Regions from separate parts of the Mus musculus genome. Here regions 1 and 2 are each linked to region 3. A link is a loop called in an ENCODE intact Hi-C map of the cell type or tissue named here. Cell type or tissue: gastrocnemius. All regions are shown on one strand. Links, peaks and the distances in the headings refer to the core of each region. The heading gives the core; the rest is flanking DNA.

Region 1 (9,947 bases), core at 1,106-9,105, 180 kb before region 3:
GTACCAGCAGAGCAAAGGCCTTAGTTGATACTGGGGAGCCAGATCTCCCTGATCTGGGCTGTCACCTGGTGCTGTGTGGTCATTCTCTCTAAAACCCTAATTTTGTTTTCTGCTCAACTGGAATGTTGGAGAGGGGACAGGCCACATGTGTGGCACAAGGGGACAGGATTCTGTGTGGATCTGTTACATTCAACAAGCCTCTAGATTCTGCTCCTACCCATCCCAGAGCCACGCCATGCTAGCTGCTTTTAACATTCCAGGGTGCCAACACTCTTGTCACCCCAGGGTCCTGACTGGAAATGTGGGTACAGGCTGGGGACACCACACCTTAAAGAGCCCGTGCCCATCCCTAAGCCTCACCTGGAGCTGAGCAGCTGTGACTCGGCCGGTGGCATTGAAGTCCAATGACATCACCATGGCAAAGCGGGTGGCCCTGCGGCTGTGGCCGGTGGACACACAGCCAAAGGCCCGGAGGACAGTGAAGGTAGCCCGGAGCTTCTCCACTGTCAGGAGACAGAGGGGAGGTGTCACTTGTGCCTTAAGCAAGGCTACCGTTCTCGAAATCCATCCTGGTCTTTGTTCTCTGAGGTGGGAGCTCTGGTGAGCAACAGCTCAGCTTCGAACTACAGTCACTCCATGAGTCCCAGCAGCTGCCTCAACCCCGACTCTCAAAGTCATGAGTAGAATAGAAACGATCTGAGTGATGTGTGTGTGTGTGTGTGATCCTCCTAACACTTGAAGGCCATGAGAGGGCTTGAAAGTTCTGGGATCTCCCCAAAGATATTCTCTGAGCACCCACAAGCCCTGTGTGCCATTGGAGACATCTGGGTACATCCTGTCTCCCACATTCTGGGTACATCCTGTCTCCCACATTCACATACACAGCAGAACCAGTCTGTGAGAGAGTCTAAACCAGCTCCCAGCCCTGTGCTTAGAGTGATCACAGAAAGGGGGGACAGCAGGTATAGCCTCTAAGAGAAGCCCAAGGGGGCTCTGCCTTTTGCAAAGGGACAGTTATCTTCTTCACAATTCAGGAGGACCCTCCCTGGAGTGGCAACTGTGTTTCTGGCAGAGTTCTGAAAGGTTGATCAGCTTAACAATGCTCAGTGCTTAGAAAGCACCCATGGTCTGCAATGGTGGTATAGCCGGTGCCGTCTGGTGCAGCGCTGTGTAAGTCCCGGAGGACAGTGTCCCCAGGATGGACAGATTCTATTATTGGAGAGTGTGAAAATGATGTTCATCTAGAGTATACATGCATGCACACACCTGTGCACACGTATGCTTTCTAGATAAACAGTATGTGTGTGTGTGTGTATGGGGGTGGAGGAGGAGAAAGATGAAAAGGAGCAGAGAAATGTCTATGAAGGTTCCATGGAGACATTACAGTGTGACTGAGAACCCTAGTAAACCTCTCCAGTTTTCAATGCCTTTATGTATAAATCTCAAATCATAATCGCTATCCCACCAGTGTCCTGCTATAATCGCTATCCTCCCCCACCCCCGTCCTATTCAAACCACAGAGCTCTTGTGGTTGTTTAGAAGCGGGTCCGGTACAGGGTCCCTGGAGATGGCCACACCGACGGCTGTGACCACAGTTATCATTATCCATGCTATTCACGGACGGTCTTTAAGGCCCACTACACCCCTCCTGTGTTCTTGCCCGGCCTCTCCCCCAGCCAGCACAGGAGCACTTTCTAGAGCATCCTAGCCTTCCGTAGCTCTGTCTCCGGCTCTCAGCTCTGCTTTCATCTTTGCTTCTCAGGTTCTCTGTACAGCGGAGTGGGCTGTGGACTGTTCAAGGACACACACTCCCAAGAAACCCTCCATCTGTCTGATGGGATGGCTCCCAGCAGGTGGCAGCCAAGCTTCTGCTTCCTACTGTCCCAGTGTGTGACCACTGTAAGGGCCACCAGTGTCATGAGAGAGATGCATTGTTATCCTGGTAGAGGTGCTGTCCCAGTGTGTGACCACTGTAAAGGCTACCAATGTCATGACAGAGATGCACTGTTATCCTGGCAGAGGTATATAAAAGAGCACTAGCTTTCTGGGTCAGTAGCCAACACAGGGCCCTTACTTATCTGTGCTTAGTGAATGACAGCTAGACAGGAGTAGTGAAGAGCCACCCAGGATCTCCCCCCCCCCCAGCCACCCAGGACCCCCACATCTCCCCTCCCTGTTCCCATCCAGTTGTCACCTGTGGGCCACCATACCTGACACCCTGCCGTCCACGCTGCCTGCCATACCCACCAGGTGTTCCAGAACCTGCTCACAGCAGGTGGTCTTCCCAGCTCCACTCCGGCCCAGGGCCACAATGCTCTGGTCTCTCCGCTGGCTAAGCAGTGCCCAGTATGCACGCTGGGCCAGGGACGTTACGTGGGCAGGCAAGCCATCCTGCCGACCACGGGGTACCTGCCACAAGATGACAGGTGTCAGCCTCCCGGCCAGCCTGCAAGTGTCATCTACAGCTAGATCACTAGAAGTCCTGAGCGACCGATATACTCATTAAAGGCTCAACCAGAAAGGGTTCATTGCTTCGGTTAGTTAAATCATTGGGTACGATTCACCTTCAATGAGGTAGCCGGGGAAATTGGCACAATTGATTAGTAATATTGAACATGGGAACTGGGAATGGCTATCAATTAGTGATGTCTGCCGTGAAAACAAACTGAGCCATCTCCCTGGCCAAGAAACTGACTGGGCAGTCACTGCTGGGTTCCAATGAAGACATGTCGTAAGCAAAAACCCTCAGACAATGCAAGCAGGTGCTGAATGTGCTGGCTGGAGCTTCCTCCACAGAAAGCTGTGCATACATCACATGGCCCACACACTGCTCCAGGGACACGCCCAAGAGAAAGGAAGGTGTGGTCACAGAGATCCTTACGTCACAGGTCACACCGAGCATAACAGAAAGCATATCTAGGAGTTCTGAGGAAAGTCAGTGGGTGAGACTGATCACACACACACACACACACACACACACACAGAGAGAGAGAGAGAGAGAGAGAGAGAGAGAGAGAGAGCAGACATCTCTCTAAGCGATGGCTATCCTGTGCAGGCCCATGGCAAGCACCGCACACCGCACAGTCACAAGAAAGGGTCCCAGAGAAAGCTGGACTGAACTGGGTACAAGTCGTGCTTCCTCAATCTGGGTTTTAAAGAGACAAAGAACTGGATATGGAGGCCTAAGCCTGTGATTGCAGCTCCTCAAGAGGCTGAGGCAGGAGAATTGCAAACTTGGGGCCTGTCTGGGTGATAGAGGGGTTCATAGCCTGGGCAACCCAATGGGACCATCTCAGAGTTTTAAAAGAGAGGGTCACACCGGATGTGACTCAGTGGTACAGTGCTTGCCTAGTATGTGAGAGACCCTGGGTTCCATATCCAATACTCCTAACCCTGAGACAGACAGACAGACAGACAGACAGACAGACAGATATACAGACAGACATACAGACAGAAAGACAGAGACAGGGAGAGGGAGGGAAAGGGAGACAGAAAGGAAGGGAGGGAAGGAGGGAGGAAGAAAGGGAGGGAGGGAGGGAGGGAGGGAGGAAGAAAAGGAGGGAGGGAGGAAGGAAGGAAGGGTGAGCAACTTGCTCTCTCTGGTGTATAAATCATTCCCAAAGTCCCAGAGGAGCCTGGGTGTTAAAGGACCAGAGGAAGACAAGAGTGGCCCTGGAGCCCAGAAGGGGCTAAGGAGATCTTCCATGGTGTCCAGGGTTAAGACGAAGGAGGTTGCTCAAGTGGCCTTGGTCATGTCAGGTGACCTTAACAGTCTACACAGAAACACCCTTGGAGACAGAGAGGTCAAGGACGCCCAGGCGTATGGGAATCCTAGAAAGGACAGGAGTGCAAACCCAAGGCCACTAGACCTCATAGTTGCTGTGGGGTCCAGCCTAGCCCTGCCTTTTCTCCCTAAGACGGGGAGGAACCGGACACACACCCAGAAGGTCCTCCTCATAGCTCAGACCTGTAGTTTGGGGAACCAGGACTAGAGTGGCTTCACCTCACCTTTTATCCCAAACCACTTGGAACCAGTGCTAGGTAAGCTCTTAAAGTGGGAGCCACGGGACAAGGCCTGCCTTCCTGGAGGTAGCCTCAGAGCCTGGAGCATCCAAAGATCCTAGGGTCTGAGCCTGGAGCTGCAGTTACCCTGAAGACTTGTGTCCTGGCCCACGCTGTGAAGAAAACGGATGCTGCAGACCTGACACCCGTGGGCACCCCCAGCCTTACAAGTGATGCCTTGGACCTCTTTGCAGAGTGCACAGCTGCACCCCACATCCACATGTGTGCTCATATGACCCTTCAACATGTTCCAACCCCAAGAGACATGTCCTTCACTGTGTCCTGACCATACTCAAGCTGTTCCTAGTCCCAGGCCAATGTGGGTCAGATGGCTGTTTGGGGACCAGAAGCTGACTGGGCCAAGATGGCTTCCTATGAGACTTGAGAGGCAGGAAGACTTGGAGACGGAAGGAGATTAGAGCTCAGTGGCCCTCACAGGGAGAGCCAGGGTGGCATCACTCAGGGCCCTCCCTGTGCCTGTGTTTGCAGGTGCATTTGATCAATCTACAATACCCAGTCTGAGAAGAGAGACCCGGAGTGGACATTACTCCATGGGTCTCAGTGTGGCTTCACAGCCCTAAGTGACAGATGAGGGCCACTGTTAGGGACTATCTACCCATCTGCCTGCACTTTCCTCCATGCCCCTGTCTATCTGTCTGCAGCCCAGGGTCCTGTGAGTCTGTCCCTACACAAGTCACACCCAGGACCTGTGACACGTGCCCCGCCCCCACTGGCTTCTTCCAGCCCCATCCTTGCCCACAGGTGTCCAGTCCATTTCAGCCACCGTGGGCTTTACCATCAGTGGCCTCTCCTGTCTCCCCTCCCTGGAAGCCCACAGGGCAGCAGGGTTGGCGTTTCCTCAGAGCCCACTAGTCACCAGCAAACAGCTTCGAGGGACAGAGGACACCGGTGTAGTCCATGACTCTCCACCAGGTGGCGCCATGAACCTTTGCTTTCATTACTAATCCCAATCATAAATGCCCTTTCTTCCGTTCAAGAGATAATAAATAAATACCAGGGTGAACAGAGCTTCTATCTCCACATGAAGGTGGATGTATGAGACTTCAGAGAATCTAGCTAACGTTAGGAGCTCAGAGAAGCTGCAGCTTGAACTTTGTCCCAGCTCCTCTGCGTGTCCATGAAATGGCTTTCCAGGTGGGTGTCATGGCTAGTTTAAAGTGTCACACCTTGGCTTTGAACCAGAGCTCACCATCCCCCTCTAGGGAGCATGGGGTCACTGGTGCTTGCCAAATCCAAGATTCCCATCATGAGCATAGCTGAGGGTTTCCGGGGTGCTGACAGTCAGTTCTCCCCTATAATACCCAGGCGAGGGGCCTTCCACTTGTCTCTGCCCCCGACCATTGCCCCACCTCACCTTCCCTGAAGAGGGCACTGTGGTCGTCTGTGGCTGCAGGGTGATCAGATCAGGCCCCGAGCAGGTGTATGGCAGCTGAGCCCGGTAGCGCTGTAGAAGCGTGTTCATGACGCTTGACTCGTTGACGCTGACCAGAGAAGCCAGGTCCTCAGCTTGGTCCAGCTCAGAGGGGTTGGCCTAAAGAACTCACAAAGGATCTCCTCTGGATTCCTTGGCCCCTACCCCACCAGCACCAGCACACATACACAGATATGTGCATGGACAAATGCTTGCATACACACCCTCATGCATACATGTGCCCCACACACTGCTTGGTCTTGTCATGTAAAGGGCATGTGACAAAGACCAGTGCACAAAGGGAAGTGACAGGCTCTCTCCTTGGCCTGTCTATCTCCTTTGCTTTGTCTCCACATCCTGGGTGCACTGCTCTGTGAGGCTGCTGTCTCCAAGACAGGTCAAGTAAAACCCCAAGTGTACCATGCTTGGCTTGCTGAGGGTACATGCCTCTTCACATCATCTGCTTTTTAAGTCCTGGAGAGGAACACTCGACGTGCCCTGTGACACCCAGGGGTGGAAGCCAGTGGCCAACCACCTCCTTTACCAAAGCTCACTGTGCCTTGGTCCCTTAGAGGTATGCACAGCCCCCTAAGGGAAAGGTTGATGCCCAAAATATGCACCATTGGAATCTATGCTTCAATGGCAACCTGCCCATTTAGCTGAGTTCCCTAGCTCCCAGGGTGAAAACAGAAACACGTCTATGGAAAGGTTTTCACAAAATGAAAAGTAATCTCCTGCTCAGATCAGTCAGAGCCACGGCAACAGGAGCCAGCAGGCTTGTCTTCACAAAGAGCTAAAAGATACAGTGAACGATCCCATGATGGAGCCCCATCAGCAGAGCCCTGAGTACCATGGGGGGTGGGGACAGAGAGGACAGAGCAGTGGTGGGGAGGAGGGGACACTCACCGGGTGGACCTGCTCCTCATCCACTTCGATGACAGTCCTGTCTGCATCGATGCAGAGCCGCACCCTTCCAGCAGGCGGGTCAGCTGTTCCCTCATCTGGTTTAAGCACCGTTGCTGCATGGACAGCCAGAGACAGGAGGGGAAAGAAAGGTGGGTAGGAGGGCAGGGGCAGGGAGGGGAAAGGAGAGGAGGGAATAGAAAGGGAGGGGAGGGAGAGGAGGGGAGGGGAGGGGAAGGGAGGGGAGGAGGGTTAGGAGAGAAGGGGAAGGGAGGGGAGAGAGTGAAGGGGAGAGGGGGAGAAGAGAGGGGAGGGGAAGGGAAGGGAGGGGAGGGGAAAAGGAGAAGGGAGGGGAGAGGAGGGGGAGGGAGAGAAGGAGGAGGGGAAGACAAGAGAGGGGAGGGGAGAAGAAAGGAAGAGAAGGGAGGGTAGGAAATGGGAGAAGAGGGGAAGGGAGAGGAAGGGAGGGAAGGGTAGAGTCTCTGAGACAGTCCAGGAAGCTGGAGACTGAACTTGGGACAGGCTGAAAGGTTCTATTCACATAAAGAACCTGTACTGCCACCCCTAAGCCAGTAGTTCTCTGTGGGTCATATGACCCTTTCCACTGGGGTTGCCTAAGACCATGGGAACGTTACTATTCGTAACAGTTGCAAAATCACAGTTATGAAGTTGCAATGAAAATAACTTTATGGTTGGGGGGTCACCACAACACAGGGAACGGTGTTAAAGGGTCGGGGCATTAGGAAAGTTGAGAAGCACTGCTCCAAGCCCTTTTGAGACAAAGGTTAGCACTGAGCAGGCCCCTCAGAGGGTGAAGTCCACCGACCTGTTCCACACCCCTAGGTCAGATCAGGATGATAATGGGCAAACAGTACAAATGGAACACAGAATCACTTCTCAGAACACGCCCTTCAGTCTCCACTGGCCAACAAGAATGGACTGGGGATGGGGACTCTCTGCCCCATAGCAGCTACTGGTGCCATCCTCATCTCAGCCTCTCCCCTACCTCCTTGCTTACCTCGAGAATGAAGTAAAACTGGCTGGTGGCGGGAAAGACATGAGAAACAAGTGGGACTCCCCTCCCCAAACCCCAGGCCAGCCTGAGCCCACTTACCAAGCGTGAACCCGTCCTTCTGCACCAGCCAGACTTTCTGTGCCTCGTACCATCTATCCTCATAAGCCTGGGAGCAAAAAGAAGGTCTCCTAACCAGCAAAAACCACCAGCCCAGGGTTGATGTAGGGACCCCTAACCTCTCCCGCAGGACCTTTCAAGAAGCCACCAGGGCACGGCCTGAGAATCTACACATGGTGCCGGCACAGAGAATTGTGGGTAACAAGGGACGCGGTAACCACTAAGTAGTAATAGGCGAAATCTAGCCTGGGGAGGGGCCGTGTGGGGCCTAGGGACCTAGCTCTTCGGGAGTACACTCCTGGGGAGTGCTGGGCTGTGGCTAGCCCTATGTCCACCCCGTAGCCTCCCCTATCCCATCCTTAGGGTCCACAGCCCATCACCTGGTCCGAGTCTCCACTCTGGCCCCCTCTATCCGGGTCCTGCAGGATCTGCTTCTCCTCCATAGGCCTCAGCGTAGAAAGCCTTTCCATGACGACCTCAGGAATGGACTCTACGTGACCTTCTGCCTGAGGCTTCACCACATCCACTTCTTCCTCTGTGCACACACGGGGCTCCCCGGCTCCCTGCACCCTGCTCTCTGGCTGGCCGTCCCTCTTTGCAGCCTCTGCTGATATCCCCGTTGTAGGAATCCTATCCGGGGCCTTGCAGCTTTCCTCAGGATTCTGAGTCTTCGCTGCCACCCCAGGGAGCTCTCGGGGTTTCCTTGGTGTCACCAGCTTTTTCTGAGGTCTCCCCACCTTTCCTTCCATCTTCACTGGAGCCTCCTGCTGCTGCCCCGTGGGCCCTGCTGGCTGTCCCGTGGGCCCCGCTGGCTGCCCCGTGGGCCCTGCTGGCTGTCCCGTGGGTCCCGCTGGCTGCCCCGTGGGCCCCGATGGCTGCCCCGTGGACTCTGATAGCTGTCCCGTGGGCCCTGATGGCTGCCCCGTGGGCCCTGATGGCTGCCCTGTGGGTTCTGCTAGCTGCCCACAGCTCCTGTCTACCGCTGGGCTTTGCAAGTCGCCGGTCTTCTCATCCTTACGATGTGACTCTGTTACTCTGTCCTTGCTCTGAGGACTGTCCCACTTGCTTCTCCAACCCAAGAAACCTCCCCACTTCCTTAGCGGGACTGGGGGTTCCACAGGTCTGACTTCAGCCCCTGCAACCTTGGGCTCATCCTCTTTTTCCATCTTCTTTGGGGGACCCCCTCCTTCTTTCTCTGCTGTTCCCAGTTGCTCCTTGTTTCCTGCCTCCTGAGCTTGGGACCTGGTCCCCTGCTCCTCTGTGCTCTGAGACTCACCTTCTTTTTGCCCGATGGTCTGGGGGTCCCGGCTCCCCTTTCCCTCTGTGCCCTGACATTTCCCACCCTTTGTGCTTTGGCCTGTATCTCCAACTCCCCTAGTCCTAGTCTTCTCAGGCATAGAAGGCTGGGGGGCAGAGGAAGTCCCCGTGGTCACCCCTTTCTTTGTCCCTCCAGAATCTTTGGCTGGAGCTGGGGTCTTGTCCACGGGGACATCACGAGGTTGGACCTTCTGATCTGCCTTGGCCAACTCTGGATCCAGCTTGGCCACCATCAGCAGCACATCGCCCCTCCTCACGCCCCTCTTGAAGGGCAGTGTCCTTTTGGCGGGTGTTCCTGTGGGACCTGACTCCTGAGGTCTCTCCCCACTAGTGCTGGTCACAGGTGTGGAGTCCTTGTCACCAGCCCCCGGGGGCTCCTTTCCTGGAATGTCTGCGCTGTTCTGAGTGGTGGATGAGCTGTCCTGGGAAGTCTGCTGGCTTCCAGGCTTGGGGACATTGTTGGTCTTGTTGGTTTGGTTAGTTGGAACTGCTGGGATCTAGGAAAGAGACCATAATGTGCTTAGTTGCTGCATGACTGACCAACAGCCAATCATTCCCAGTTTCACCCACACAAAGAAACCCAAGCCCTTCTGACATCCTCAGAATCTGTGCCTGACAGTGAGGTTCAGCCTAGATAGCGGCTGAGGGTCCACAGAATCAGGGGGAGGAAGGTAGACTCGGGAATCCAACAAAAGGGAGTTTAATGCCACTCTGCCTCTTTTCACTGTGTGGTGTTGGGTAACCTCCTTCTCCTCCTCTCTGAGCCAATTTCTTGACAATAACACAAGGATCATAAAGACCTGCCATGCAGGGTGGATATAAAGACTGGTGGTGGCCCAGCACACGGTCAGTCCTCAGTAGCTGCTGTAGATATATCTGTTATATTTCCATCTTGTAACTGGCTGGTTTTCTGTGTCAACTTGACACAAGCTGGAGTTATCACAGAGAAATGAACCTCCCTTAAAGAGGTACTTCCATGAGATCCAACAGTAAGGCATTTCTTCAATTAGTGGGTGGGAGGGCCCACTGTGGGTGGTGCCATCCCTAGGCTGGTAGCCTTGGGTTCCTTAAGAAAGCAGGCTGAGCAAGCCAGGGGAAACA
Region 2 (9,947 bases), core at 558-8,557, 210 kb before region 3:
CTGAGTATGGGGCACAGCATGGAAGCGAGTTCATTTGTCTTTTTTCTCTACAAGCAGGCACAGGTTCATCCTTAGACTCCATCGCTTCACTCCTAAGATTTTACTCAGATGAGAGATTCTGAGAAACAGAGCAGCCTGGCTTCACAATGTCCTCTGATTGTTTAAATTGGCCAGAATCACTTTGTTGTGATAACTCGGCCATCCAGGCAGAGCGAATGGCCAGAAACCGGGACTCCATCCATGCAGAGGCTCAAGTCAGGCACAGAACAGTAGCAGACAGCAGCAGAGGGCTCCTCCCCAGTGCTAGAGGACTGGAAAGCCTAGCAGGCCTCAGATGTGACTGAGCACAGGGTCACAAACACGTTTCACTAAAGCAGCTGGTCTTGATGAGGCTGTGCAGCAGAGAGCAGCCAATCACAGCTCTTGACCTCCCATCCAGTTCCCTTCACAGAATTAGAATCCATTGCCCCTCAAGACAAATACTTCTGCTTGCACATTCTTGACAGCCTGCCCACTGCTGCTCTCAAGCCTTCCCTATCCCTCCTTTATCTCCATCCCCACCCTGGGCTGTTGCTAGGCAACCCACGGCCTCAGAGTATTGATCTGAGGCACACAAGTCCCCTGTCTGCTTAATGTCTGTCTCTGAGACCTTTGCTGGACAGACCAACTCAGACTCAAGAAGTGTTGCTTGTCTGTCTGTCTTGAGTGTGTACTTTGCACCTGTCTTTTCCACTCGTGCTATAGGCAAGCATCTGTGTGTGTGTGTGCATACACAAACATGCAGTTCATGTGTGTGGTATGCTACAAATGAGAGGAGACAGCAGAGCACAGTATCCATGTATGCATTTATGTGCATGCCCATGTATTTATGTACACACCTGTGTATGTATTTATGTGCATGCCCATGCATATATTTATGTACACATCCATGTATATATTCATGTGCATGCCTGTGTATTTATGTGCATGCCCATGTATATATTTATATACATATCCATATATGTATTTATGCACACATGTATGTTTGTATTCATGAAACAGAAGAGGCATCCATCTTAGCGGACGGTAGACTGCTCCAGGGACCCCCCAGGGTCAAGAAGTTTGTACCCTAGAGCTAGGTCAAACAGACCCCTATTATCATCACAATCCCTGGTGTCTGACAAAGGACTGCTTACAGAGAGTTTGCAGGCTTCCCTGGGTCCTAGGGCTCTGATTGCCTCCATATTCTGCAGGCACAGCCTCAGGGCCCAGCAGACTCGCTCTGGTGAGTACAGACCTCTCACCAGCTGCTTATGCCCAATCCAAGATGCCCCTTGGGATTTCTGTGTCACCTCAGTGTCTACCCTAGACCCAGCATTTGCCACCCCATCCCACTCCCACTGCCATGTTTCTGGTCCAGTGTGTCGCCTCTCATCTAGTGGCTGTGTATGTCTGTGTGATGGGGTAGTGTTACATGTTCATGTAAGTGTGTGCCTGCATATACAAATATGTGAGAGTATTGCGTGCATGTGTCTGTATGTGTTGGAGGTTACATGTTTATATAGGTGTGTACATACATGCACACATACAGGTATGTGTGCACAAGAGTGTGTGTGTGTACATGTGTGCATACATGTGTGTGTATGTTTTTGTGTATGTGCATGTGTGTACATGTGTATGTGCATGTTTGTGTGTATGTGAATATTTATGTATGAGTGTGTGCATGTGTGTATGTGCATGTGTGTGAGTGCAAATAGATGTGTGTATGTGTGTGTTTGTGAGTGAGTATGTATACATGTGTGTATAAACATGTTTATGTGCATGTGTGTGAGTACATGTAGATGCATGTATGCATGTGTATATTTGTACACTTATGTGTTTGCATGTTTGTGTGTATGAGCATGTGTGTGCATGTGTGTATTGCATGTTTGTGTGTATACATGTATATGTGCACATTTGTTTGTATGTGCATATGTGTGTATATGTATGTACATGTGTATATGTGCATGTTTGTGTGTATATGCATATTTGTATGTGTGTGTGTATTTGCATGCCAGAGGGTGACACTGGCACCTCACTCCATCACTTTGTGCCTCACTTTTTGACACAGGCCTCTCCCTGAGCCCAGAACTCACACCGTGGCTCCCAGGTGAGCCCCTGCCTCCTCAGTGCTGGCCGCACTGCTCTGCCCATTTTTCAGGAGGGTTCTAAGGATTCGAACTCAGGTTCCCATGCTTGCATGGCAGGAGCTCTCCCCACTGAGTCATGCCCCAGCCCTTGCCTGTGATCTCTACAGGTTCTCAGCTTCTCCTCCTAGTCGCTGCTCAGCTTTTGACACTCCCAGTGAGCTAAGCAAGCCACACCCAGCCCCTTTAAGCCACTCTTCAGCTTCTCTGTGTGCCCTCCATCTTCTCCCCACCTCCCTCTCAGTCCTCAGCACACCAGCCTTGCTCTCATCCCTCACACAGGTAGGTCTGCCTCCCCTGCCTGTCAAAATCTCACAAACACAAAGCCCTGGGTGCTGCCTGAGTGCCCCATCTCCCCGCGTGGAGGATCCTCCCAGGGCTCAGTGGCCTCCTTGGTTCCTGACCAGAGTGAACCATTTGACCATAAACACCAGACAGGGCGGAATGATTTCCTGCACATGTGCACAGAACACTCAAAGGGAGTCTTGCTGAACATAAGAAAACATGGGAAAGCATGAGGTGCAGCTACTAGTGCAGCCACTGCAAGATCCAGCCCCCCATAATGTAGCCTTGAGGACTCGATACCTGAGCAGGCCTCATTGTCCTGTAGGCCCTGGCGCTGCGGCCCTGACGTCATCTGCTCGATAATCTGCCGTAGGTGGTGCTTGAAGGTGGCGGTGTTCAGTTCCTCATAGTCACAGCCCAGGGCTTCAGCAGCGTGGTTGGCCCACTCAAACCGCATGAACTGCTTCCGGCCCACTGCACAGAGGATGGGGAAGAGATGAGGGGTGAGATGCCAGACACAGGGTAGCTGCATGCCCGAGATCACCTCAGGGAGTCTCCCCTCTTCACACCCATTTTGCTTTTTTTTTTTTAAAGCCATTAAAGATAACATAGAGAAACACATTAAATGGAGATAGGGTAGACTTGGGATATATCCACCTATGTATGTATTTATGTGCACCCCCATGCATTTACTTATGTGCATGTCCATGTATACATTTATATGCAAACCATGTATTTACTTATGTGCATGCCCATGTATGTATTTATGTACACACCATGTGTCTGTTTATGTGCATGTCCATGTATTTATTTATATGTATGTCCATGTTTACTTATGTGCATGCCCATGTATATATTTATGTACACACCTGTGTGTTTATGTGCATGTCCATGTATGTATTTATGTGCATACCCATGTATATATTTATGTGCACATCCATGTATGTATCTATGTGCATACCCATGTATTTATTTATGTGCATGCCCATTACCTTTCGACCCCTTCCTGCCCATTCACCCACACAGCCACTTCCCCAATTACCCAGCCACATATCCAACCAGCCACCCGTATGCTCAGCCCATGTTTACTGAGAACCTTTGACGTGAGAGCAAGTCACACACGTCAAATGATGACCCTCTTGCAGCTTACAGTCCAGGCAAGGGGTTGAGAAAGAAGCAAGCAGACAGACAGTCGGTGAGATAATCTCAGGTGGTGCACGCTGCAGGGAGAGACTAGTGTGGGCACAGAGAGATGGTGGTTGTGTTAGCATGTGCTGCTCAGAGGGACCCTGGGAGGATATGACAGTGGGCTCAGCTGTGACCAGGAAGGAACCTAGAGACTAGGAGTTGGTAGAGAGGCCCTGGGACAGAAATGAGGAGCACAGCAGGGAGGAGGGCAGCCAAGTGGAGGCCACTTAAAACCACCTGACCTCGTGGAGCTCGGAGCATGCTTACAAGCAAAAGCTTAAGTAAAAGTGACAAGGAACCGTCCCACAAGAGGATGTGAAGTCATTTCTAAAATGCTGTCACAGTGAGAGAGCAGGGAGGGGATGGTGATAAGGCTCAGCAGGTGAGGGGCTTGCCACCAAGTCTGAAAGACCAGAGTTCAATCCCCAGGACCCTCAAGGCAGAATTCTGGGACTAAGTCCTGCAGGTTGTCTGTGCATGCTACGCAAAGAAATAGATGTTTTCAAATTATTTTAAATTACATGACAAACAGGAACATAGTCAGCCGGGGATCACGACAGGGCGAGGAGCTGACATTTTCCAAATTCCCTACAGTAGCTGTGGGCTGATGTTGTGACCCAAATACAAATAACTGACTAATTAAAACAAATCACAATGCGCTCCTTTCAAGAGTTCTGTCTCCTTGCAAATGTGTTTCTTTCTCTGAAACAGAGTCTCAGCTACCCCACAGGCTGGCAGGGCCCAGTGGGCCAAGTAGACAACTGAACAATCGAACAGTCGGTCTCGGGGAGAAATGGGAACCCTGGGGGAGATTCTGCCCATGACTAACCAGCCTGAACTTCGTCTCCCCCCGCACCCCCCCCCCATCACCACCTTCACCTCTGGGGTGCCAGAGCAGTGAACGTGGGTGGTCGCTGTCGCTTAGAGGTGACAAAAGGGACTCAGAGGATCGCCGGACAACACAGAGCCACCGAGTGGAAGAACCCGCAACCTCTGAAGCCCACCCCATCCTTCAGATGTCACCTAGCACATCCTTAGGACCCGGGTACACGGTTCCTGACGTGAACCGAGCCGTCTATTTCTCTCAGACAAACATGTGTAAAGGGAGACGTTAGTGCTCCATCTCCAATGAGAATCATTGTCGCCTGTCACAAGAGAGAAGTAGAAACACATACGCGACACGGGCGCCAGCAGGCCATTAGATTCTAATTAGATCCGTTACCTCCGCGATGCTGAAGCCAGCTCTCTCTTTCTTAAAAAGGGAGCTGAGCAGGCACTGGAGAGGAGCCGGATGGTCCATTTACCCCTGGATGAGACCAGACCTAGGGTGGGGGTGGGGGTGGGGGCGGGAGTGGGGAGGGGGCAGGAGGGTCCTGGGAACTCTCTAACAAGAGCCGGCTTCCCCACTGCTGTCTTCCGCGCCCCCTCCCCCACCCCACCCCACCCCACACCACTGTGCACATCTGCCCTGGAGTCTCTGCCCCCTACCCCACCCCACCCCCATCCCCTGCAGTGACCTGCAGAGTCTGGTGAAGCTGAGGAGAAGGAGGTTGGCGGTGAGGTTTCTGGGAGGAGTTACGGGAGGCCTGCTGGGGGCGTGGCCAGTAGCCCAGGTGTTGAACCCAGACTCGACTCCTTTGCCTTGGTTCAGACAGGAGCAGCTGCTCCGGGCACCCCAGGAAAGCCAAGGGCTCAGAAGAGCCACCCGAGGGGGAGAAAGAAGGCCCTGGCTAAGATCACAGCTTCAGATTACAATTTCCACCACTGCCATTCGCGGATGACCACAACTCAAGCACAATTATGACCTTTGGCATGTCGTGAGAGTTCCAAAGATCCCTTTAGGCTCAAAGACTGGGTGGAGAAGGCAGGCATGCCCAGTACACTGTCGCCGCTGTGTCTCCACCTATAAACTCCAGGGGGCGCTCTTGGCCAGGCCCTGGCCGTGCAGGGGCCCAGCTACAGGTCTGTCAGCTGCTTCAGGAAATGGCTGTAAGGTCTTATACCAGGAAAATGCTAGCTTTGGAAACCAGCGTCCCCTCTAGGGGTTCAGTTGACTAAAGCTACTTCTCTACTGAAATGGGGTCGTGGGTTATCCCAGCGTCTTCTACTAACCCCCTCTAAGGACTTTGTTGTGCTCCTCAGAAGGACCCACACCGAGGTTGGGGTAGGGGAACATGCCCCAGCATCTAGATAAACAGGGATGTACCTCCGTGTGGTCGTCAGTTAAAAGTAATGACAGCCATTGAGATTTGCGTGGGGCTTACGTGCCAGGGACACTTCTGGGATGCTCACAAACCCTCCAGGAGAGTGTGACCAAGACACACAGTCTATTTTCCTGCCCAGCATGCTACAGAAAGCAAACAGGGTCCTGGCCAGACCCTGTGCGGCAGCGACTCCGCTATTCTGTCTTCCATGGATGCGGAGGGTTCATTACTGTCACCAGACCCCTGATAAGTCACCCAGGGAGGAATGAGTCCAGGAGTGGATGAGCTGAATGGCTGACAGCCAGCTCTGGCCACTCTGTCCCCTGCCTCCCCACCAACACTTGAAAAAGAGAATGACATGGAAAAGAGAATGTACGAGAGTCGCTTTACCCAAAGAAACCAGCCATCTGGACCCTCAGCCCACCATCAGGACAGCAGGAGATCAAGCTGAAGATAAAACAGAAGGGAGCTGGACAGAGAGGGTCAGGAAGGGGTTGTCAAAGAGAGAGGTTGGACTAGTTCTGACAGGGACAGGGTGTGTCTCTCCCTGCCCCCAGCCTGCTGCAGAGGGTTGCCCACATTTGCTGGATGCTCTTCTCAGCACCAGCTAGAGTTCCCAAAGCTGTGCCTGGGGCATCTCCCTGAGTGCGGAGGTCATTCCCCACTGCACATTGGACTGGCAGCCATTTCTTTCGTTTCTGGTATAAAACAAAACCCCTCTGTAGCCAGGGGGCAGGCAGCCCCACTCCTGCTCCCCAGATCTCAGCAAGCCCTTCTGGCACTTCTAGGCTCATGTCTCATGTGTACCCGTGTCCTGGAACACCTGCTTCAGCATCTTGCCCTCAGCTAGCCAAGGACAGGTTCAGGATAGGCCACCTGCCTGTGATCACAGACAACAGTGTCTAGCTGGGTTTCACTTTAAATGATGGCAGCCTAGGAAAAGGTCCAGAAAGTAAGCCAACCTCTCAGCAAGCTGCCTTCTCTCCTGCTGTCATCTTGTTTTTTCCCCCAGAGGCTACCTGCATTTGTCTGAGTGAGGCCAGGCTCAAACCATCAGTCACCTAGGCAGGGCAGAGCTGACTCAGTGATTCTCAGTGGCAACAGAGGCATGGAACAGGGCAAGCTGGCCTCAGAGTTGGTGTCTGTCTCCCCAGAGTTCATCTAACACACTAGAGGAAACAGAGGCTCAGACATGGCCTAGTCTGTAAAGGGAGGGCATGAGATGGTATCCCCAGCACCTATGAGAAAAAGCCAGGTTTATCAGCACAGGCATGCAATCCCAGCCGTGGAGAGGCAGAGACAGGCGCCGGTAGCTTGCTTAGCCAAATCAGAATGCCCCAAGTTCAACCAGAGGCCTTGTTTCAAAATATAGGATGGAAAGAGATGGAGGGAAAGCAGTCAAAGTCTCTTCCCAGGTCACACACCGAGGAAACCGATCCCTGTACCATACCCCTGCCTGGGTAAGTGTCATCTCTATGGGACTTCTCAGGGCCTTCAAAGCCACTTTTGTGAGTCTCCAGCGGGGGGCGGGTGTGTGTGTGTGTGTGTGTGTGTGTGTGTGTGTGTGTGTGTGTTTAGCCCAAAGTAACCTCAGGATGCCTTAACAGAGCCTGCAACACTTCCCAGGTCCCATTAGACTCTTCTCTGGGAAACTCTGGTTGAGTTGGAAGAGACCCCAAGGTTACTCTGTCTCCAGAGCTACCAGGCAGGCAGCACAGTAATGAGAGGAGGACTGAGAGGAGGACTGAGAGGGAGAAGGGCAGGAGTAAGCGCAGATCCTGAGGCTGCAGAGTCTGGGACTCAAATCTACTCTCAGAGGCAAGGTTTGTAAGGGAGAAGGAGAGAGAAGAGGGGAAGGGGGGGGGAGGAGGGAGAGTGAGGACAGAGAAGGAAAGAAGGAGAGAGAGGGAGGGGGACAGAGGAGGGAGGGAGAAGGGAGAGTGAGAGGGAAGACAGAGAAGGGAGGAGGAAGAGGGAGGAGGAGGACAGAGAAGAAAGGACGGAGGGGAAGGAGGGGGAGGAGGGGGAGGAGGAGGGAGACAGGGAAGGAAGCAGCAAAGGAGGTGGGGGAGGGAGGAGGGAGAAGGAAGTGGATGACAGAGGAAGGAGGGAGGAGGGAGAGAGCATGCACACAAGCTGACAATGGCACAGCTATTGTCCCTGCGCACCGTGGGTTCAATTGCTATCAATTACCGTGACCTCCTGCATTTATTAATAACCGAGTTGTTCCTCCTTCCAACAATAGCTGAGCTGTTCCTGAATTACTCAACATTATGGGACTTATTTATAATGCCAGAGCATCTGGCTCCCACTGCCTCACACAGAGATTTACAATTCTGAAGCCCAGAGAAGACGGAGGCCACCTGCAGAGAGGAGATAAGCCAGGGCTGTGGCTCTGCCACAAGAAGGAGTTGGCTCTGGAGACAAAGCAGGCCAGTTCAAATCCCACCTCCACCACCACCTGGTGCCAGGCAATGCCCTGAGAAGTGAGGTTGACTGTCTAACCCTCCATTGCCATCTTTCTCAAAATGAGGCCTGCAGAGATCAGAGGGGAGCGTGTGTGGAGATGTAGCAAGGCTGTGGGCACCAGCTCTACACCGAAGCCATGACCTGCTCCTCACCTGAACCATCCACCCTCAGAAAAGAGGGATCGGGAGCAAAAGGCCAACCAAGGAAACATCTGGGAACAACATCTCTATCTAGAAGGGCTATCACAGGCACCGTGGGAAATGACCCCTCCCCCACTCTTAAAGAGCTTCCTGCTCCACCCACAGGCAACATGGCCCTACCCACCCACGTGGCTCCCTCTGCCTTGGAGGAAGCAGGCACCAGCATCATCTCTGCTGTGCACACATCTGCACAGAGAACCATCTAGAAACTGCTGCGGAGTTACACAAGCTGTTCTGGGAGGTGACAGTCCCGTGGGAAATGCAGGTGGGGTGACTTCAGACTGACCCCAGCAGGCTTGCTTTGGTGTAGGATTTCTCAGGGTCTCTAGTGTACCCTGTACACTGAGAATTCACAAGAGGAAGGAATAGTCCCTGGGGAGGTCTCCCAAAATGACACAACCAGGGGGCGATAGGTGACAGGGACCCTTCATGGCTCCCACAGGGAGATTGTGGGAAGAGCCAGAGGTCAGATGTCCTAAGACTGTTTCAGCCTAGCTGTGATATCTCAAACAATATCTCTTACTGGGCCTTGGTCTTTTCATCTGTAAAATGGGTTGGCTGCTTTCCAGAACACTGGCCATTTAAGAGTAAAGGCAGACTCATGAGGTAGAGCCTCACAGGGGACTCAGGGAGTCGTCAGCCAGAGGGTGTCATAGAGGATGACAGCGGACCAATAGCAGAGCCTTGAGTGACCTGTCCCAGGCCACTCTGCTAGAAAAACGGACACCAGGAGGGACATCAAACTACAACCTTTCAACAGCCACATGCTCTTTGCAACAGCAGGCCGCCTGGGTCGCTCAATACATCCGTTAGAAACTACTTAATCAGCCGCATCAATGTTATGACCATTATCATAACCATCACTGCCATCAGCATCACCAGGACCCTGATTACCACCATCAGCACCACCTCACAACCATCAACACCACCATCAGTACTATCAGCAGCACTTTGCGTGGGAGTAAAATTGCTTAAGCAGCACTTCCCACCGGGCAACCACTAAGGGACATCAGCTTCCACTATTATTCAGAGAAACAGAGTCTAAAAGCACAGAGCCTTCTCTGACACACCGAACCCCAGAGCCCTCACGCTGCCACCTCCCCACTCACCCCCGAGGCCTGGAGCTGCAGGGAGCTCTGCCTTCTAGCCCCAGCCACTTCGGGGAGTTCATTTTTCAGAAACTTCTAATTGTTTCCATCCCAGAACAGCCATCCCAGCTTAATGAATGAATTCAATATGCTCAGAAAATGCAGAATAAATCCTCGCCTGTGGCCCAGAATAGGCCTACTGCACAGCTGCTGGGCCAGAAGCCAAGCCACCAGCTGGGACAGGGCGGACAGGCGCAGATTTGGCCTTAAGAAGCACGTGGGAAGAGGGGGACAGGGAGGAGCTGGGCCTCAGGAGCCCTGGGCCCGAGGACAGAGAGATGGAATTGC
Region 3 (9,947 bases), core at 638-8,637:
CTGGCACCTTCCCAGAGCTGTGTGTGTGTGTGTGTGTGTGTGTGTGTGTGTGTGTGTGTGTGTGTTGCTTTTCTTCTCTGTTGTTTTCTAACAACTTCCTGTATAAATCAAGGCTGAACTCCAGTTCTTTTCATTAAAAACAACCGATGCTGTGGAAACAGTTGAGAGGCCAAATGGGCTGTCCGTGCTACTTCACAGATGCTCCCTGGCTGACAAAGATGCCTGCTCTTCCTCCACAGCCCAGTTCCCACAGTACCCGGTCCATGGCCAAAAGTCTGTGGAGAGAGTCCAAATGAGTAGATGAAAACACAGAAGTAAGTTAGGGGTTAGATGCAGGTGTGGAAGCACATGTGTGTGTGAACAGCCACTTGAGGATGGTGTGTGTGTGTGTGTGTGTGTGTGTGTGTGTGTATACAGCCACATATGAATGGTGTGTGCACATGAATAGCCATATGTAAATGGATGTACATGTGAGCAGCTACATGTGGATGGTGTGTGTGTGTGTTTGTGAGTGTGTATATGTGTGTGAGGAGCCACATGTACATGGTGTGTGCATGTGAGCAGCCATATGTGGATGGTGTGTGTGTGTGTGTGTGTGTGCATGTGTGTGTGCAGCCACATGTGGATGGTGTGTGTGTGTGTGTGTGTATGTGTGTGTGCATGTGTGTGTGCAGCCACATGTGGATGGTGTGTGTGTGTGTGTGTGTGTGTGTGTGCATGTGTGTGTGCAGCCACGTGTGGATGGGTGTGTGCATGTGAACAACCATATGTGGATGTGTGTGTGTGTGTGTGTGTGTGTGTGTGTATGTGTGTGTGTGTGTGTGTATGAGCACCCATGTACCCATGTGTGGACGGGTATGTGTGTGAACAGCCATGTGTGAATGGTGTGTGAAAGAGCTCTACAGAGTTCCTTCTCTTTTTCTCTTTTTACTCTCTCCTTTTGTTTACTCTTTGGGGACTAAACAAACTGGGAACTGGGTCTGGCATCTGCCTTCACTGAGACTTCACTTCAGTAAGGAGAAGGACACGGTCCAAGGAATTAGCCAAAAAGCTACAAAACCACCTGTGTAGGTTTAGAAAGATGGCCCAATGGTTAAGGGCACCAGCTGCTCCTGTAGAGGACCTGGTGTCTGGTCCCAGTACCCACATGGTAGCTTACAACTATCTATAACTCCAGGTCCGGGGAGCGGGGGACGGGGACTGATGCTCTCTTCTGGTCTCTGGGGGCATCAGGCATGCAAAGGCTCACAAGCATACATGAAGAACAAGAATACACATAAAATAATGAAATAATGAGACAGCGTTTTTTTAAAAACCTGGGACCATTGTGCCAGGCCACCGACATCTCTACAAGAAACCTCCAAAAGCTCTGATCCTCACTCTCCATCCCCTCCACCCAATGTCCAGCCAGAGAGGCTGAGATGCAACGTGGGGCAGAGGCTGCAAAGAACCCACGGGCAGCTGGGGAAATGAGCAATCTTCCATCTCTCACTCTGTGGCTCCTGTGTCAGGTGTGAGGCATCCACCGTTGTGTGGAAGCAAATAAGCCAGGTGCTGATGGCTTCTCCAGTGCCTGATGGGAGCCTGCGGGAGTGGCAAAGGCCGCTGCTAAGTGGAACAGACTTCAAATAAAAGCCATTGGCTCCTGGTGGATCTGTCTTTCACACCATGAGCGCATGTGCAAGTGAGACGGTGGGAAGGTAGAGAAACCGAGAGGAGACACAGCGGTCCTAGGACCCCATCCAGCCAAGGTGGAGTGAGTTCCCTGGGGTACAAGTGAAGGCACACCCCACTGTGAGCCCCCAATGATTCCTTCCTACCAAGAATATCTGCACTTGAAATCTGGGGGTAAGGAGGTAAGGAGGGGACGCCTTCACACGTTTGCTCGGCTATGAGCTGTCACATACCTGCTCTGTCTCAGGGGCTGTGTGACACACTGGGGACCCTGGGGTGAGCTAACCAGGGTTCTGTCCAGGTGAAGCTCAAAGTCCAATAGGGAAGCCTGCTATGGGCCAACACAGTTGCGGGGGGAGGGGCTGATGAGCTGATGGTGGGGGTCTGGTGAGGGTAGATGAATCAGGGTCGATGTGGGCAGATAGAAAGCCCCTATCTGGAGCTGGAGGAAGGAAAGACAGAGGGGCGGGGAAGATGGCTGAGCGAGGGATGCCAGAACGTCTGACTTCCAAGAGAAACATTTTTGAAGGATGTTAACATGTCACTAGCCAACCCAAGAGCTAAGAATGTCACCAAATATCACCTGAGGCCTGCAGCAGAGCTACCCTGATCTATGTTCTGAAGGAGAACTGGAGGAAAAAGGCTGTCTGTGTACTGGCTGGTTTTGTGTCAACTAGACACAAGCTAGAGTCATCAGAGAGGAGGAAGCATCAGTTGAGAAAACGCCTCCATGGGATCAGACTGTAGGCAAACGTGGGATATTTTCGATGGGGGAGGGCCCAGCCCATTGTGGGCAGAGCCATCTTTGAGCTAGCTGGTGGTTCTGGGTTCTCTAAGAAAGCAGGCTAAGCAAGCCACAGGGAGCAAGCCAATAAGCAGCATCCCTCCATGGCCTCTGCATCAGCTCCTGCGTCCAGGTTCCTGCCCTGCTTGAGTTCCTGTCTTGGCTTCCTTCAGTGATGAACAGCAATGGGGAAGTGTAAGCCAAATAAACCCTTTCCTCCCTAAGTTCGAGGTGTTTATCATAGCAATAGAAAGTCTACCAAGGCTAGGTGGCTGATCAGAAATGTAGCAACATGGGCAGGTTGAAATGTTGCCAAGTCCAGGGCCAAATGATCTTGGGGTATCTTTGGCCCTTTGATATATATTGACTTTTTCCGTGCCTGATCCAGCTGCTTTTGCAACCATTAGGTACTTCCTTTGTAATGTATGAACACACCCCTAGTGTCCACCAACCAACAGGCTGAGAAAGCTATCGGACAGCACCTGGGATGTAGCTGTGATGTCTCTGCGTTACTGTAACCCTCTTACCTGATGCCACCTCTAGTGTTTTAAAAGTGCCTTGATTTGTGACTTTCTTTTGTTCCGTGACTACAAAATTTCATGGAACACTTGCCATGTGGGAATGTGGTATTTAGGATGGCGCCAGTGTGTTCCCAGCCACACAACAAATCCTTTTACACAATGTTTTCATATTTTAAATGCTTGGGGGCTGGGAGGGCCTAAGAAAGATCCGGGTTTTTTGGTTTTTTTCGAGACAGGGTTTCTCTGTGTAGCCCTGGCTGTCTTGGAAGTCACTCTGTAGACCAGGCTGGCCTCAAACTCAGAAATCCACCTGCCTCTGCCTCCCAAGAGCTGGGATTAAAGGCGTGCTCCACCACTGAAATTCAAATTTAAGATTCCTGAAGTTTCGTGGGACTTGGTCGGTGCTGTGATTTACACATGCGCAGGGTCCTTCGTGCGGAAGGCACCAGAAAGGCTCGTGGGTGCCCACGCGAGGCGGTCAGCGCAGAGACCCAAAAGAAACTGAGCGACTCCAAGCGACCTGGCCTCTATGAGGCCAAAAATAAAACAGTTTTATTTATTTTGTCTCCGTGGTGGTTTGTGTTCTTTTGTGCCGGGGATTGGAAGCATGAGACGAAATGCTGATCATTCCCTGCACTCATCTTGTATTTCCAGAGTCCTTGCGAGTGCTCCTGCGTTGGACCCCCGAGGGCTCAGCCTCCCAGCAATTCAATTGCCAGGGCGCACGCGAGGCCCTGCTCACCTCGGCGACTGACAGAATGCTGGGGATGGCACTTTGCTGACACCTCGTGGCCAGTGCGGGAAATGGCTCCCCGAAGGCTGGGAAGAGGGGCTGATAGGTCCTTGGAGGCCAGAGAGACGGTATGTGGCCTTCCAGGAAAAGTGGGGGATGAAAGAAGGGGGCGGGGTGGACAGAAAACACCCTACAGTGACCAAGGGGGCCAGGGACTAAGACTAGCCACCAAGTCCTTGAATCCAGGCCCAAGAGAACCTATGACCTGCTGGATTTCACACACCAAGTCCCTGTCCCACCCTATGGAAGCCACGCCCTATGTTCCAGAGTCTCAATGGAAGGTGGGGTTGTTTTCTGAGGATGGCCACCACTAGATAGCCTCATTGACTGGTGAGACCTTTGCCCCTTCCTCCCAAACCTGAGCATCTCCACCTGACCTGGGATGCCTCGGGAGAAAGAGGAGCTACTCAGAAAGTGTCACTCAGCTGCACCTTCCTCCTGGGGCACTGGCTCCTGGAAGCCATCGCCACGAAGTGAGGATGCCAACACCCCAAGGATCACCTCAACTTCACCTGGGAAATTCCACACCTCCACACCTCCACTTAAACTGCGACACTTAGGATGACCTCATCTGTCCTAGGGGTGGCTCTTTTCTCTTGCCACCATCCTGTGAGTTGGGGCAGGGGAGGGGGAGGGTCTGGGACAGAGAACTAGGTGGGTGTTGTTCCTGTTTGGTTGAAGTGTTGTCAGATCAGCTCCTCCCACAGGTTGCAGGGAGCCAGCTCCACCAGTCTGCTGCCTCCAACGTTCTTACTCCGGTGATGAAAGCAATATACCGTTCTTAGTGTGGTGTGTTGGGGCTCCCTAGAGGGACAGAACCAATAAAGAAATGATGTAGTAAAATACATAATAAAAAAGATAATTATTTCGTTGGCTCAGCCGGGCTTGATCATCCAACAATGGCTCCTCCCACAGTGAATATCCAGAGAACCCAGGGGCCTTTCAGTCAATGAAGCTAGATGCAAGGAAGTCCCAGGATAGCTCTTCAAGAAGTTTCTGTGGGGGGGCTGGTGTCGAGTCCACACAGCAAGGCTGAAGACACTGAAGGCTAGTGTCCACGAAGGACAAGCCACAGCAGCGGTCGCACTCTCTCGGGCAGGAGTGGAGGCAGGTGGGCCCACCTGCCCCCCATCAGTACACTTCTTTATATCCAAGCCTTCCGTTGGAAGGTGCTGCTTCTTGAGGGTGGGCATCACCCTTGGTTACTCTTCCTGGCCATCCCCTCGAAGACTCACACAGAGCATGTCCCACAGGTGAGTCCCATCAAGTTGACAGCGAGACCAGCAATCCCACATAACTCTCCATGGCTGTGTGTTTGTGTCTATTTCTCCTTCTCATAAGGACACCTCATGTGGGATTAGGGGCCTCGACTCTAGGACCATTTCATTATATCTGTTCCAACCAGCATCCAAAGAATGCTTGCCCCCTCCCATCCCCGCCTTCTGAGCTCCTGGGGGCAGGTTTGCAAGTCATGAGTGAGGCAACTCGATCAATAATAATCACCTGGGCTTAACTCCCCATCTTGTTTAGTCCCAGGAAGAAAGTAGACCCTTGATAGTGGTGGTTGAAGAATGAGCAAGAATCAGAAGAAGAAGCCATTAACATTGTATTGTACTGTATTGTAACATTGTATTATATTGTACTGTGTTGTAACATATTGGTCCACTTATGGGTCAAGTGGGCCTCCCACAGCTCAGCTGCTGTAAGTAATAGCCCCCCCACGCACACATACACAAACACACACATTGTGGACACTTTTCCCGCCATACACACACTGTGTGGTGGTGCTGAGAGGTGATTCGGGGCTGTGGAGCTAGAGAGATGCTCAGTGGCTAAAAGCACCAGATACTTTTGCAGAGGACCTGGATTTGATTCTCAGCATCCACACAATGATCCCCAACCACCCATAATAATCCCAGTTTGGGGGAAATCCAGTACCAAGTATGCATGAGGTGCATATGTGTACATGCAGATAAAACACTCATATGAATAACAGGAAATAATAAATCTTAAACATTTTAAAGAGGCAAGATCTAGAACAGGGGGCTAAAGTCATTGGGACTGCATCTTTGAAAGTCATGAATCTGGTCTTGTAGAGGTGGGCATGCGGGACATCCTTACCAGAGTCAGCTCAGCCCCTTGTGCCCACAGTTGGTTCCCTTCATTGTTCTACCCTTTCACCCTTCCAAAAGGGACTTTTTTTGTCCAGAGGTGGCTGCCAGCCTGTGGAACCAACCTCTTGCTTTGCAAGTAGCCAGCCTCTGGTATTTTGTTACAGTAACAGGGCACAGACTGATATACCCCCTCAGTTTCCCATTTTCCCATGTTGGGAGGAGGGAGGGGGGCCTCTAAAGAACCTTTAGATGAACAAGAGTGTCCAAGCTTTCTTGCAGACTAAACCCTTGGAGGTTGTCACCCCGCCTACAAAGTAGAGGTTTGATAACAACAGGGTCAGAAGACATAGATGACAGGGGCAGAGCAGACAGCCCATGAACAGACCCCGTGTAGGGTTCTTCAGTGCCCTGCAGGCCAGCAGCTGCCAAGAGTGAAAATTAAAAAAAAAAGGAGAAACTGGGTCTTACCACATTCAACACAGAAATCAACTTTAGAAAAAGCAAGATCCGAGAGCAAAGCTCTGAAACACTCAGAGGTGTTGGATATGTGTCCTGGGGTTAAGGAGACTCTCTTAAGAGCTGTGCAAACCATGGCAGTGCGGAGGGGGGTGGGAGGGTGGGTGGAGCTTGAGGCTCGAGTATGCTAAATTTTTAAATGATATTCAGAGCTATCAGAAGGGAGGTGAGGAGAATTAGACCCCAGCATCCACCTTATACCATAAGCCACAGAAGGGACGAATCCAGTTACCACCCACACATGTCTGATGTTTCCGTCCCTGCTCACCCCTCATGAGAACAGCATGGTTCTCAGAGGTTCCCTGGGGTGAGCAGCCTCCCTCCTCCTGGGTTGTGATCTCCTAGCCTAGTCACAGGACAAACCAAACCACCCCAGGAAGAGCAGGGAGCAGTAAACCTGGGCACATGCGTACTGAGAAGTGGTGGACACAACAGGGCCTTGGATCCTCTGGTAGATACAGAACAACCCAAAAAGCAGCTGCCCCATCTGTGGTGATGACAGAGCCAGGGTGGCAGGAGGCACCTGTCACTTACCCCTGAGTTGTTCTGCAGCATGTTGTATGGGGCCCACAACATCAGCCACACTGGCTACTTGCAAGGTAAATCAAATAAACAACAGCTCAGGGAGCCATTACTGGTGTATTCTCAGACACATGGCTATGGAGTGGCAGAGATGTAAGTTTCAATGGGCTCTTCTTACAGACCTCAGTCCAGATGCCTGCTAACTGCCCATCTCCCTCTCCCCCTCCCCTCCCTCTTCCCCTCCCTCTCCCCCTCCTCCTACCTCTCCCCCTCCCTCTCCCTCTCTCTCCCTCTCCATATCCCTCCCCTTCCCCTCTCCCTCCCCCTCCTCAATTCCACCCTCCCTCTCCCTCTCCTCCTCCCCTTTCCCTCCTCTCTTCCTTTCTCCCTCCCCTCCCCTCCCCTTGCCTCCTCCTCTCTCCCCCCCACATGCACATACATGCTCTCTCTCTCTCTCTCTCTCACACACACACACACACACACACACACATATGCACACATCACATGATCACATGCACACACATGTGCCCCAGGCACGCCATGGATAAAAGACATACAGCAAACAAGTTGCAAGCCACACTTTATTCTTCACTCTGGGTGTCAGGAGGCTCCGAGGTGGCGGGCCTGGACCCTGGGGAAGGGGAGGGTCAGGGCTCTAGCTGGAGGGGTGGAAGGCACCTCGCTGGTGCCACTGCATGTCACGGATGCGACGCACAGACTGCACCTGGGGGTGAGGGGCCCCGAAGTCGCTGTTGTCCTTGTAATCCCCCTTCTCCAGCAGGTACTGCAGCCCACGGTAGCCAGGGTACTGGTACCCCACCCACCTGCAGGCAGAGGTACGGGAAGACATGGTGAGGTCAAAAGAAGCCAGCTGGAGTGTCCTGACATCAGAAGAGGTAGGTGAGACCAGGATGCCCCTGCTTGCTTCCTTCCCCTGATGGGGAGCTCACTACCTCCCACACACACTGGATATTCCACAAAGGCTTAAAATCACATGGGCTCCTATGCCGCCTCAGGACATCCTGTCTTAACCCCATGCCCAGCAACAAGGCTCAAGGAGAGGAGGAGATAGAAGGGATCCTCTACCACCCACCCACATTCAGAGCCTTGACCAGGCAGGCTATCAGTAACCCTCGACCTCTTGATGAAAATGACAACTGTCTCCAGCCCAGGCAGAGGGTCCTGCCGGACAGACTCTGGACACTTTCATCCCTGCCCTGCAGTCGTGTGCTCTGTCATAGCCACATGGCCACATACCACCACAGAGAACAGGATGGCTCCCAAAGGCTTCCTCTCACCACAGCTTTCTTTGGGTGACTTTTGGGCCCTCTCTGCCCTGCAATTCCAACTCTGCCTTTGGATCTCAGCTCAAGAGTCTGAGGGAAGCCCCTTAGGTTTGTGTGGAGTCTTAACAATTGATTGACAGCTGTCCCTCTGGAGGACACAAGGCAAGAGCTAGACCCCCGTCTCCTTTCAAATATAGAGTACCTACACAGTGTAAGACACTTGGCAGCGATGGGCAAATTAAAGCAGCCGAGGGCGATGCCTAGGTGTACAGAGAGATTTATACCGAAGGGGCCTGAGAAACCCTAGGAAGCCAGGGCACATGTTCAAGGCAGCTCTGCTGGGGTCCAACACCATGATTGGAAGCATCCCCCAATTCCTGTGGTGCAAACTGCCAGTAGGGCTGATTACGGGCTGCTACTAGTTAGGGAATCCTATTCCAAAAAGACTGATCATTGCTCTCCATTCTCCCAAACGACTTCTGGGACCTCAGAGGTGGTGGTAACCAGAAGGCAGGACATAGAAGCACTAAGAGTGATGTATGGAAGAAAGGTGGGCAGCGGGCTAGGGACTCTGAGAGCATAGGCTGCATGAATCAGAGCCCACACACAGAGACTTGTCACTCTCTCTGAATGCATGGGGATGTATGATGATCCAGGAATGACCAGACCCCACCACCCACCCACCCACCCCCAGCCCACTCCCAGTTTCAGGGTGCCCTGCTCTTCCTTAATAAACTGCCTTTTCTACCCTGAAAAAAGAAAGTCAGCCCTCAGGAGTATGTGTATTGTCCCTCTGTGTCTGTGAACTTGACTTGAGGTATGTATCCAACCTTGACAGACTGCTGTGGTGTGTGTGTGTGTGTGTGTGTGTGTGTGTGTGTGTGTGTGTGTGTGTGTGTTGAGCATACAGGGATAGGGGCACACCTGTATGCTCTTAGAGCCATAGAGAAGGACATCAGCTGTCCCGCTCTGTCACTGTCTGCTTCATTCCCTTGACACAGGGTCTCTCACTCAATCTGGAGCTAACCCGGTATACAGCAAATCACAGCCATCTCTTGTCCCCATCTTCCACAGTGCCAGGGTGACAGGTGTGTACATGTGCAGCCACACCTGGCCTGCAAACACACTTGGACTTTTACACAATGTGGGAATTCTAACTCAAGTAACCCTGCTCATGCAGCAAGCACTCTTAACTGCAAAGCCCTCCGAATGAATCCTTACCCTTACCACACTGCCATCACACTGCTATGGAGACAGCCATTGAGCTGTGCTTCTCCCAATAGAAAAGCATGTCTGGTAGCAGAAGATGGGAAGAGAGGCCCCTTGGTATTATAAACTTTATATGCCCCAGTACAGGGGATACCAGGGCCAAGAAGTGGGAGTGGGTAGGTAGGGGAGCAGGGTGGGGAGAGGGTATAGGGGACTTTCAAGAGAGCATTTGAAATGTAAATGAAGAGAATATCTAATAAACTTTTTTAAAAAAGAAAAAATGGCTTTCAACCACTGCAACCATCTTCCAGTAACTCGCCAAAATGACGAACACAAAGGGAAAGAGGAGAGGCACCCGATACATGTTCTCTAGGCCTTTTAGGAAACATGGCGTTGTTCCTTTGGCCACATACATGCGAATCTACAAGAAGGGTGATATTGTAGACATCAGGGGAATGGGCACTGTTCAAAAAGGAATGCCCCATAAGTGCTACCACAGCAAAACCGGAAGAGTCTACAATGTCACCC

The links. Hi-C counts contacts between places; a loop is a spot of excess contacts. Peaks named below come from ENCODE experiments on the same cell type or tissue, not always from the same donor. Only the 100,000 strongest peaks of a DNase experiment are listed, where the experiment ranks them.
Region 1: a loop joins it to region 3, with 8 times the contacts of the local background. A loop is called at or near these places in 39 of 42 quality-filtered maps.
Region 2: it touches region 3 in a loop (2.9-fold over the local background); 5 of 42 quality-filtered maps call a loop at or near these places.

The regions. Positions count from the first base shown.
Region 1 is chr5:112,865,984-112,875,930 of GRCm38, forward strand. Myo18b (myosin XVIIIb) reads right to left here. Exons shown (of 44, transcript NM_028901.2): 4 at 7,910-9,343; 5 at 7,512-7,578; 6 at 6,401-6,513; 7 at 5,438-5,614; 8 at 2,211-2,409; 9 at 361-503. Among named protein-coding and RNA genes, the nearest start is that of Myo18b, 25 kb to the right of the region's middle. In gastrocnemius, for the core only: a CTCF peak has its summit at 4,986 (motif pointing right); DNase peaks (open chromatin) are centred at 2,307, 4,972 and 5,288; H3K27ac peaks cover 247 bases.
Region 2 is chr5:112,843,521-112,853,467 of GRCm38, forward strand. Myo18b (myosin XVIIIb) reads right to left here. Exons shown (of 44, transcript NM_028901.2): 13 at 2,751-2,924. Among named protein-coding and RNA genes, the nearest start is that of Myo18b, 48 kb to the right of the region's middle. In gastrocnemius, for the core only: a CTCF peak has its summit at 5,548 (motif pointing right); DNase peaks (open chromatin) are centred at 5,556, 6,175 and 8,251; H3K27ac peaks cover 369 bases.
Region 3 is chr5:113,050,771-113,060,717 of GRCm38, forward strand. Crybb2 (crystallin, beta B2) reads right to left here. Exons shown (of 7, transcript NM_007773.4): 7 at 7,488-7,748. The coding sequence ends at 7,580. It also overlaps the pseudogene Gm43247. Among named protein-coding and RNA genes, the nearest start is that of Gm22740, 12 kb to the left of the region's middle. In gastrocnemius, for the core only: a CTCF peak has its summit at 3,764 (motif pointing left); a DNase peak (open chromatin) is centred at 3,747.